Regions from separate parts of the Homo sapiens genome. Here region 1 is linked to region 2. Evidence: chromatin loops called from intact Hi-C (ENCODE). Cell type or tissue: OCI-LY7. All regions are shown on one strand. Links, peaks and the distances in the headings refer to the core of each region. The heading gives the core; the rest is flanking DNA.

Region 1 (5,380 bases), core at 241-5,240, 490 kb after region 2:
ATAATTGCTTAAGAGAAATACCTTGAGGCTCTCTGAACCCTCAAAATGCATCTCTTTGTGAGGCAGCTCTCACCAACCCCAGTCCTGTAAGACAGGCAGAACCAGGCAGACTGGAGAGCTACTCACGGCCCCATCATGGGGCAGTCTCCCTTCCCATCCAGGAAGGCCCCACTTTCTCTAAAGGCTGCATCTCCACCATTCTCTGAGCATCCCCCAGGCTTGGGGCTCAACACCTCTCATTCCCAAAGCAAGCCTGGGCCAGAGCTGCATCTGTTAGGAGCCAGGGGGCCTATCCCAGGGCACCTAACTTACTGAGCCCCACTGAAAGGTGGGGGCACGCAGTACCTGCAGCTTCGGTCCCTCCCCCATGGCTCACCTAGGGCCCAGGGGCCTCAAATAATCCCAGGAGGAACCAGTCCAGCCCCTGCTGATGGGGGAGGTGAAGGCCTCAGGATTGCAGCCTTGGTGGCAGCTTCCCCCCAAGGGGCTTTCCAGCCTGGCTTTAACCCTTTGGAGTGCTGTAGCTAACTGCTTCTTTCCAATTCCACCCACAGCTCCTCCGTGCTGTCTCTCCCCTGACAACCACTGTAAAATGCCCCCATGCATCCATTATGCTCCAGCTCCACTATTATCATTTTCTCCTCTCTCAATCACAGCTCCACAGTTATCACCAAAAGCAAAAATCCTTCACAAAACACCCTTTCCCAGGGGCACTGGAAGAAGAGCCGCCACACTTGAACTCAAGTCCAGTTCCTGCATCTTAATCACACCCGCCCCACCCACCAGGAATGGCAGTGGCCTGAGGCTGTGGCTTAGCGGGTGTCTTGGACTTGGGTTTGAATGCCAATCCTGCCCCTTACTAGAATGTGGCCTTGGGCAAATTGTTTAACCCCTCCCAGCCTGACTTTGTGGTTAATGGGGTATAGCATCTACCCCAGAGAGTCATTGGATAAATTCCACGAGATGATAAAATTTAAAACATTTAGAACTCTGCTTGGTACAAAGAAAGTGTATTCTAGTTCTCAGCCTTTCCAGTTAATTTGAAATTATGTTTAAATTCTTAATATAAATATGCTGTATTTTTAAAGTTTTGGAGAATAGTGGTTATCTCATAGGAGGAGATGGAATTACGAAATACCTTTTCTTTCCACACTATGTTCTCTCTGTGCTGTTTGACATTTTATAAAAAACGTCTGCATTACTTGCTATCATTTTAAAAACCAATGAAGATAATTTAAAAATTTTTAAAAGGCTAATGGAATCTTTCAAAGTGTTTTTTAAAAAGAAAGTAGTGAAAAAACAAAAAGGTTTGTTGGCTTTTCCATTACAAAAGTAAGAGTGTTATTTAAGAATAATTGGGAAATTTTTTTAAAGTAAAGTAAAGGGAAGAAAAATTACCTATAATCCCATTATCTAAAGACAGCTATTGTTAACATCTCAGTATATTTTGTTCTAATCCAGTTCTTTTTTCTTAGAATTACACAAGTTAAGCATTCTCTTTACAAAAGATTGAAATAATACAGAATAAAATGGCCAGGCGTGGTAGTGCATGCCTATAGTCCCAGCTACTCGGAAGGCTGGGGCCAGAGGATTGCTTGAGTCCACAAGGTAGAAGCTGCAGTGAGCTATGATGGCACTGTTGCACCACTACACTCCAGCCTGGGTGACAGAGTGAGATCCTGTCTTAAAAAAAGAAAAAAAAAGAGTAGGTAAGCAAGTCCTTGTTCCACACCCAACACATTCTCCTCACTAAACCTGCCAGTCCTTTTGCTGTGCATTTTCATCTTTCTTTTCTTTTCTTTTCTTTTTTTGACACAGGGTTTCACTCTGTTGCTGCTGGGGTGAGATGGTGGGATCATAGCTCACTGCAGCCTCAAACTCCGAGCTCGAGTGATCCTGCCACCTCAGCCTCCCGAGGAGCTGGGACAACAGGCACACGCCACCATGCCCAGATAAATTTTTTTTTTTTTTAATAGAAACAGGGTCTCCCTATGTTGCCCAGACTGGTCTCAAACTCCTGGGCTCAAATCCTCCTGCCTTAGCCTCCCAAAGTGCTGGGATTACAGGTGCAAGCCACCGTACCCAGCCCATTTTCATCTTTTTATGTGCATATATACGTGTTTATTTTTCTAGTTTCTCTATGGGTATTTTCCTTGCTTTTCTTTTTCTTTTTTTTTTTTTTTTGGAGATGGAGTCTTGCTGTTGTTGCCCAGGCTGGAGTGCAGTGGCACAATCTCGGCTCACCTCAACCTCCAACTCCCAGGTTCAAGTGATTCTCCTGCCTAAGCCTCCCCAGTAGCTGGGATTACAGGCCCCTGCCACCACACCCAGCTAATTTTTGTATTTTTAGTAGAGACAGGGTTTCGCCATGTTGGCCGGGGTGGTCTCGAACTCCTGACCACAGGTGATCCACCCACTTTGGCCTCCCAAAGTGCTGGGATTACAGATGTGAGCGACCATGCCTGGCCAAGGATATTTTTGTTTTATGTTAAGCTATTTTAAAAACATTTTTGACTAAGTAATAATAGGCAGGGTGCAACTGGGTGTTTCACCAACATGGTGAAACCTTGTCTCTACTAGAAATATAAAAATTAGCCGGGCATGGTGGCAGGTGCCCATAATCCCAGCTACTCGGGAGGCTGAGGCAGGAGAATTGCTTGTACCTGGGAGACAGAGGTTGCAGTGAGCTGAGATTGTGCCACTGCACTCCAGCCTGGGCGATAGAGTGAAACTCCATCTCAAAAAAAAAAAAAAAAAAAAAAATAGGCAGGGTGCAGTGGCTCATGTCTGTAATCCCAGCACGTTGGGAGGCCAAGGCAGAAGGATCAGTTGAGCCCAGGAGTTCGAGACCAGCCTGGGCAAACACACCAAGCTCCCATCTCTGCAAAAATTTAAAAATTGGCCAGGCATGGTGGTATGAACCTGTGATCCTACTTACTCAGGGCTGAGGCAGGAGGATCAATAAGCCCAGGAGGTGAAGGCTGCAGTGAGCCAAGGTTGTACCACTGCACTTCAGCTTGAGCAACAGAGCAAGACCTTGTCTCAAAAAAATAAATGAAAAATAAAAATAAAAATTTTACAAAAAGATCAGGATTCAAATTTCAGCTCTTTTCTCTACTACAGTTTCTCTCTCCAGAAGCAGCCAGTATTGTTTCTAGTGCATCACTCCAGAGATGGGTTATGTATAAACAAGCAAGTATCAGAGACAGAGCTTTTTTCCTTTCTTTAAAGCACAAATGGTAGTCTACTATACACTCTTATGCACCTTGCTTTTTTCACTTCATTTTTTTATCCAGAGCCACTACTGTCCAATGAAATTTAAAGAGGGTTACACACATATTTTTACATTTTTCTTTTTTTCATTTTTTTTTTTTTTAGTCAGAGTCTCCATCTGTTGCTCAGGCTGGAGTGCAGTGCCGCGATCTCAGCTCACTGCAACCTCTGCCTCCCAGGTTCAAGTGATTCTCCTGCCTCAGCCTCCTGAGTAGCTGGGATTACAGATGCCCACCACCACGCCCCTGCTAATTTTTTTGTATTTTTAGTAGAGACAGGGTTTTACCATGTGGCCAGGCTGGTTTCGAACTCCTGACCTCAAGTGATCCGCCCACCTCAGCCTTCCAAAGTGCTAGGATTACAGGTGTGAGCCACCATGCCCAGCCACTTTTACATTTTCCAGTGAACACTTTTTTTTTTTTTTTTTTTGAGACAGTCTTGCTCTGTCACCCAGGCTGGAGTACACTGGCATGATCACGGCTCACTGCAGCCTTGACCTTGATCAAGCAATCCTCTCACCTCAGCTTCTCCAACTGGCTGGGACCATAGCTGGGCACCACCATATCTGGCTAATTTTTTTTTTTTTTTTTGTAGAAAGCAGAGTCTTGTTATGCTGTCCAGGCTGGTTTTGAACTCCTGCGTTCAAGTGATCCTCCCCCTTTGGCCTCCCCAAATGCTAGGATTATAGGCATTAGCTACCATGCCCAGCCGGTAAACACATTTTTTAAAGTTAAAAGGAGGCCAGGCGTGGTGGCTCACACCTGCAATCCCAGCACTTTGGGAGGCTGAGGCAGGTGGATTACTTGAGGTCAGGAGTTCGAGACCAGCCTGGCCCACATGGTGAAACCCCCGCATCTACAAAAATACAAAAAAATAAGCCGGGCATGGTGGCGCACACCTGTAATCCCAGCTACTCGGGAGGCTGAGACAGGAGAATCACTTGAACCCGGGAGGCGGAGGTTGCAGTGAGCCGAGATCACGCCACTGTACTCCAGCCTGGTGACAGAGTGAGACTCCGTCTTAAAAAAAAAAATTAATGCGATGTATGTTTTACATTCCTTTTTTGTACCAAGTCTTCAAAATCTGGTGTGTATTTTACACTTAAAGCACATCTCAATTGGGATTAGCCACATTTCAGATACTCCACAGCCACATGTGGCTGGTGGCTTCTATTTTAGCCGAGATAGCATGAACTCCATTTAATGCATGGGCGTGATTTATGGATCCAGTCTTCTACTGATGAACATTAAGGTCATTTCCATCTTTTGCTGATTGAACCATGCTACGGTGGGTAAGCCTGTACATGCATAATTTTCCACATGTACAAGTATAGCCGTACCTTCAAATTGTATGTGTAATAGTAATTTGTATAGATCTTGCAAATTTCCCCACTTAGAAGTTATACCAGGCCAGTCAGGCACGGTGGCTCACGCCTGTAATCCCAGCCCTTTGGGAGGCTGAGGCGGATGGATCACCAAGGTCAGGAGTTTGAGACCAGCCTGGCCAACATGGTGAAACCCTGTCTCTACTAAAACTACAAAAATCAGCTGGGTATGGTGGCATGTGCCTGTAATCCCAGCTACTCAGGAGATTGAGGCAGGAGAATCGCTTGAACCTGGAAGGTAGAGTTTGCAGTTAGCCAAGGTCGCAGCACTGCACTCCAGCCTGGCCACAGAGCAAGACTCTGTCTCAAAAAAAAAAAGTTGTATCAATTTACTTTCCCGAAAACAGTATGAGAGTACAATTTCTCCACCCTGCCAGTATAATGTGTTATCAGAAAAAGTGTTTTATAATCTTTGTCAATCTAATAGGTGAAAAATTATTCCCTCAGTATAGTTTTTTTGTTTTTCTCAGTATAGTTTTAATTTACATTTTTAAATTATGATGAAAGAGCATTTTTCATATATGTAAGAGCCTTTTAGACTGGCGTGGTGGCTCACACCTGTAATCCTAGAACTTTGGGAGGTCAAGGCAGGAGGACTTGAGCCCAGGAGTTCAACACCAGCTTGAGCAACACAGTGAGACCTTGTCTCCACAAAAGTAAAAAAGAAAAAGTTAGCCCTGTGTGGTGTCATGCGCCTGTAGTCCCAACTACTTGGGAGGCTGA
Region 2 (5,380 bases), core at 114-5,113:
GAATTCCTCACACAGGAAGTTTACAAGTAAAGTTAGATCACTTAAGTGAGAGATTTCACTTTCAGTTTAAAATGTCTGAAATCATCCTTTACAGAGCTGACAAAAAAAAAAAAAAAGCTGAAATACCCACCAAGGTATCAGAAACCTTTCCCAACATAAGATTATTTTAAGTAACATGACACCACAAAAGATTTAAAATAAAACTCATATGATTTAAACCAGCAACTTTCTAAGAGAAGACAATGTTAATAAAATTAAAATAAAATGCTAGCAAATAATGGAATCCAAAATTAGTCCTCTGCATTTCCAGGACACCTCTTAACAAACTTAAAATATTTGTATTATCAAGGCATTTTCTACCCACACCAAATTTCTTCTTCAAGATACCTTGGGCTTCCTATACGATACTGCTTCTAATAGTAATGTAAGTGCAAGAATTTTGTTAAGTCCCACATTGGACTAGCAAAATCAATTATCAGCTGGCTGTCTCTATTACTCTTTTTGGTGCCAAATCTTTTTTCATTAATCTCCTTGCATGAAGGTTGTTATACCCATTTTCTAAAGTAGGAGCACTCTATGTTCATTCTCTAAGGTCACGTAATCTATATCTTCTGAAAATTGGCAGAGGCCGTTTCTGACTATGTTAACTCTTCCCCAGCTTCCCACCCTGCCCTGGTATAAGAGCACAGACATAAAGCCATGGCTGTAAGGTGAAAACACACATATGCAAAATTACCCATGATTCCAAGTGACTCACGGATAATCACCACTCATTTCATTGGCATTCTAACTACTGTCAGAACATCACAAGGTTAAGGACAACTGAAATAAAGCATCCTGCAGAAGAACATATCGGCCTCCATTTCATCTGAACTAGAGAACACATTATGGAAGTTTTGTTTTTGATAATAGGCATTGGGTGGCTTTAGAAAGTAGTAAATGAGTCTTTGTACAAACAATAATTCTATTTGGCTATTTTTGCGACATATCTTCACTCTACATAATAAAGGCTGCTGAGAAAGGTCAGTACACAGAAATGTATTGTAGGCCAATAAGCAATGAAAATAGCTTATTAAATACTACAAACAGCAGAAGTTATTTAATGTAGCAATTTATACATTCAATATTGACTTAATGAACTTAAAGTCACTTGCTTAAAAATTCAGATTTTCAGGGAAGATAAAAGTACAGAAAGTTGTTAGAATTTCCATTAAATTAGGGGTATTCAGTACTATAATATCAATTTGTTGAACCCAAAGTGATACTATTCAAATGCTAGTAACTATTAGCTCTATTCATACAGTCTTTAATGTAGGTCATAAAAGTAAAGGATTTTCATCTGTGGCCTGAAAGAGAATATTTCAAAATATTGAAGTCTTCAGTGAACACATTTACAAATTACTGAGTTGGATTACAAAATGCAAATTATGCTTGAGGAAGAAGGCTCTCTCATCTTCTTTCATGCTAAAAGATGACTTTTTTCTTTGCAGGATGAAAAAGGGAAGAGTCCCTTTTCTGTGTTTACATAGAAATAATATTTGGGTTTTATCTCTGTATGTTTCTGGGTTCCACCTGGTATTAACCACAAGAGAGGAAATTCTGTGCAGAAGGCCATGCTTTCCAGTAATGAACAATCTGGCAAGAACTTGAAAACCTGACAGGCTTAAAGGTTACATGCCAGAGTGCTCTGCATCTTTATACTCTTTCCCTGCAATCTTCATTTAAAAATCCACAATTCAAGTTCAAATGAAGGCAACAAGCTTGAGTTCCACAGAATACATCAGTTCTGTCTACCAGAATTCAAAGCCAGATCAGGAAAAAATAAAAACCTAACAGCATAAAGGCAGAAAGTGAAAAGAAGAAGGAAGGAAAGAAGAGAGGGAAGAACAGAGAGAGGATCAAAAAAAATTTTTAAATAAAGCATCATGTTACAGAATGGATATGCTCCAGGGAACTGATGAATATTTGAACTTGGTCAGTCTTCAAGACACAAAGATAGAGAAATCAGCTATAAAACAAAGATGAGTGTTTTGAACATCATTTGAACCCTGTGTTTTACAACATGTGCTACGGAATCATTGAGCCATATAATATTCAATGAAAAAAAGGTTTTGGGATGTTCAGCTAGCATTTAATTAGGACATACCATATTTAAAAAGCAATTAAAAATAAAATTAAGAAAACAAGAGAAAAGGGCCCATGCTGTATAGCCCATGAATCTCATCGGCTTTATCATGAAAGTTTATTGTTTTTAATCCTAGTACAATCAGCTACCAGTTACATACAGTAAAAAACAGAAACAGCCACAAAGCAATGATGATAGAGATAGTCTGTGACATTGTACAGTGGAGGAAATACTCTCTGTTGGAATCCTCCAGCAGACCCCCGCCTGGCTTCAGCAGTTAAGCTATCACTCCCTCCCTCCCCAAAACAGTTAAAAGAAAAATTAACGTCTTGCTTGGGTACAGCAAGATTCTAATACCTCTTGGGGACACTGGAGAACTTTAAAAAAAACTAAAGCAGTAGAAACAAAACAAGAACTGAAACGTGGAAGCAAGGTGACACACAAAGAAGCTCCGCGAGGCCTTGGCTTCAGACCACCTCAAAGCGAACCACCTGGAAAGAAAAGAAAAGGCTGTCACACCTGGAAAGAACAGGCAAAAAGTTCAGTAGCCCTTAGTATAACATCATTTCAGTCCTTCCCAAATCTATAGAATTCAAGTTTTTCTCAAGGTTTTTATTTTTATAAGTGAGCCAGCTTGCAGAAAATGGCTTCCTTTTCTAATAGTATTGTAAATGTTAACAACTAGTACATACTTACTCTTTCAGAACTATAAAATAACACAAGAAGAGAGCATTTTTAGCAAAATATGCTGTCTTCTTTATCTCAAACCCTTTGAAGCAACCACACAGTAGGCTATTTATATGACTGTGTACTCTTACCTTAGAGGAATAATGACTCCGTTCAAAAACTAAGTCTCATATATATTTGGTTCGATTGAGGGCTTTTTCAGCCAGGTGACCACTTTCATCTGTGATCTTCTCCCAATCAGTCTGTCCGACCACAAAACCTATGGCCCTTTTCCTATCTGCATCCTTCTTCTCTTCCAGGTCTGCCCATCTGACCTAAAAAGAACATAGCATTAGGCTGAGCTTTAGGAAAAATAAATATGCAAAGAGCCCCCTCCCTCTCTGGACAGTCTAAGGGGTAGAATGACTCATTTGAAACCGCAAGTTTAAAAAATTAAAAACTAACCCAGGAAAACTGGGAAAAGCCATATATTTTAAGTCACAAAGAGAAAACTCTCTGGACAATCCAAGTCCTAACCATTCCAGCTCCTGAACAGTTCAGCTCAATCCTGTCCTCTCTTTCTCCTCTGCCATTCCTTTTTATTTAATAATTCACTGACCTCATTTTTTTTTCACCTGAAAGCAAAGCACTAATCTCTACCTAGTCTTCCTGTCTGTACTCACCCGCTCCAGATTCATGCTGCCAGAGTGATCTTCCTAAAACACACAGTTGTGATTCATTTGCTTTAACTCCTTCCCCTACCTACCAGGCAAAGTCCAAGAACTCAGGTCCCTCTTGATCTGGCCCCAACTACACTTTCCTGCAACATCTCTGGCCAGTGCCTATGGCATTTTATACAAACAATACAGACTTCCTTCTAGCACTCAGAGCGCATCGCACCATTTCATGTCTCTATAACTCTGCATATATGTACTAGTCATTCTTCCTGAAATGTCTTTTCCCTAACCTTATCCACTTGGCATGAGTCTAGTCATCCTTCCCTGACTTACCCCTTTTTCCTTTGCCAATCAAATAATCACTGCTTTCCACAGTTAACTTCCGGATTTTGATATGTCTGCTTTTGAACTTCCACACCGTAGTATAATTATCCACTTACAGATCTGTCTTCCCTAACAGACTATCAACACCCTAGATCAATAACTGAATTTTATTTATCTCTACACAAAAATATTTCTTGAAATTTAATCTTAGAGAAAACAGTAAGCTGGTATTATTACTTTCATTCATGAGATAAAGAGACCAAGAAACAGACTCAACTGATATAATTCATGGCAAGATTACAACTACAAATATATGGATCAGGGATATTTCCTATTGGTATTCTGATTTTTAATATATATATATTCTTACATATTATGCTTTTTAAAAATTTTTGTAATTTTTTTTTTTTTTTTTAGAGTCAGAGTCTCACTATGTTGCCCAGGCTGGTCTCAAACTGCTGGACTCAAGCAATCCTCCTGCCTTGGCCGCCCAAAGTGCTAGGATTACAAGCATGAGCCACCATGCCCAGCCACATATTATGTTAATATGTTTTTAAAAGTATATGGAGATATACATATTCTGTAAAAGTTCAGATTCTTAAAAAGAAACTATGAATCTGTTGCTTGCACTACACAGTATCAAAGACTGCAGAGAATGTATTTTAAACATGGCTTGTGATTTATTATCTGTGACAAGGAGAGAGAACCAGAGCATGGAAACACCATGCTCTTTACACTGAACCTGGGAATGCATTATTGCTCTAATGTACACTAATTACCATTTGCATGACTAGCAATGAAATAACTAGGCTTTTAACAGTATCACCTGGTCAAAGGGAGGAGCCAAAGTAATAGCAGTGGGAAGAAACTGGTAACATCTGACTTTCCAGAAAGTAGGTTTTTAGTGTATAGAAAACCTATGGCTCAATGTCTTTCATGGGCTTTAGTAAGAAGCCTAATAAATAATGTGGGCTTCAATATAGAAAAATCTTTGGGCATTCTGCTCATCAATGCTGAAGTACCTATTTTGATTAATTCATATATACAGCCAGGCACAGTGGCTTACACCTATAACTCCAGCACTTTGGGAGGCCGAGGCCGGCAGATCACGTCAGCCTAGGTGTTCAAGACCAGCCTGGGCAACAAGGCGAAACCGTGTCTCTACTAAAAATACAAAAATTAGCTGGGCATGGTGTGTGGTGGGTGCCTGAAATCCTAGCTACTAGGGAGGATGAGGTGGGAGAATTGTTTGAGCCTGGGAGGCAGAAGTGGCAGTGAGCCAAGATCACACCACTGTACTCCAGCCTGGGTGACAGAGAGACCCTACCTCAATAATAATTAATTAATTAAATTTAATTCATGTATATTCTCTCAGCTCCACCTGGATCAAGGATACACATTTTAGCGAAAGATCATTACGAACTAAGTCTTGGGCATTTATGTGAAAACACAATACTGTGCTCAGGATGCCGTGGGAATGGATTTAAATTTGCTGTGGGCTGGTTACTTTTTCTTTGTTCAGTGGCCACAGTTTGCCCCTTATATGGTAAGGCTCATTGAATAAAGAAAAAGTAAACAGCCCACAGCA

What was found. Peaks named below come from ENCODE experiments on the same cell type or tissue, not always from the same donor. Only the 100,000 strongest peaks of a DNase experiment are listed, where the experiment ranks them.
Region 1: a loop joins it to region 2, with 3 times the contacts of the local background. A loop is called at or near these places in 1 of 110 quality-filtered maps.

What each region holds. Positions count from the first base shown.
Region 1 is chr14:74,342,730-74,348,109 of GRCh38, reverse strand. It overlaps a transcript of VRTN not described here. Among named protein-coding and RNA genes, the nearest start is that of VRTN, 3.1 kb to the left of the region's middle. In OCI-LY7, for the core only: no CTCF peak of the experiment used is centred there; no DNase peak of the experiment used is centred there.
Region 2 is chr14:74,833,011-74,838,390 of GRCh38, reverse strand. It overlaps YLPM1 (YLP motif containing 1), which reads right to left. Exons shown (of 21, transcript NM_019589.3): 20 at 2,944-3,126; 21 at 1,073-2,616. The coding sequence ends at 2,980. Among named protein-coding and RNA genes, the nearest start is that of PROX2, 40 kb to the left of the region's middle. In OCI-LY7, for the core only: no CTCF peak of the experiment used is centred there; DNase peaks (open chromatin) are centred at 1,570 and 2,580; H3K27ac peaks cover 360 bases.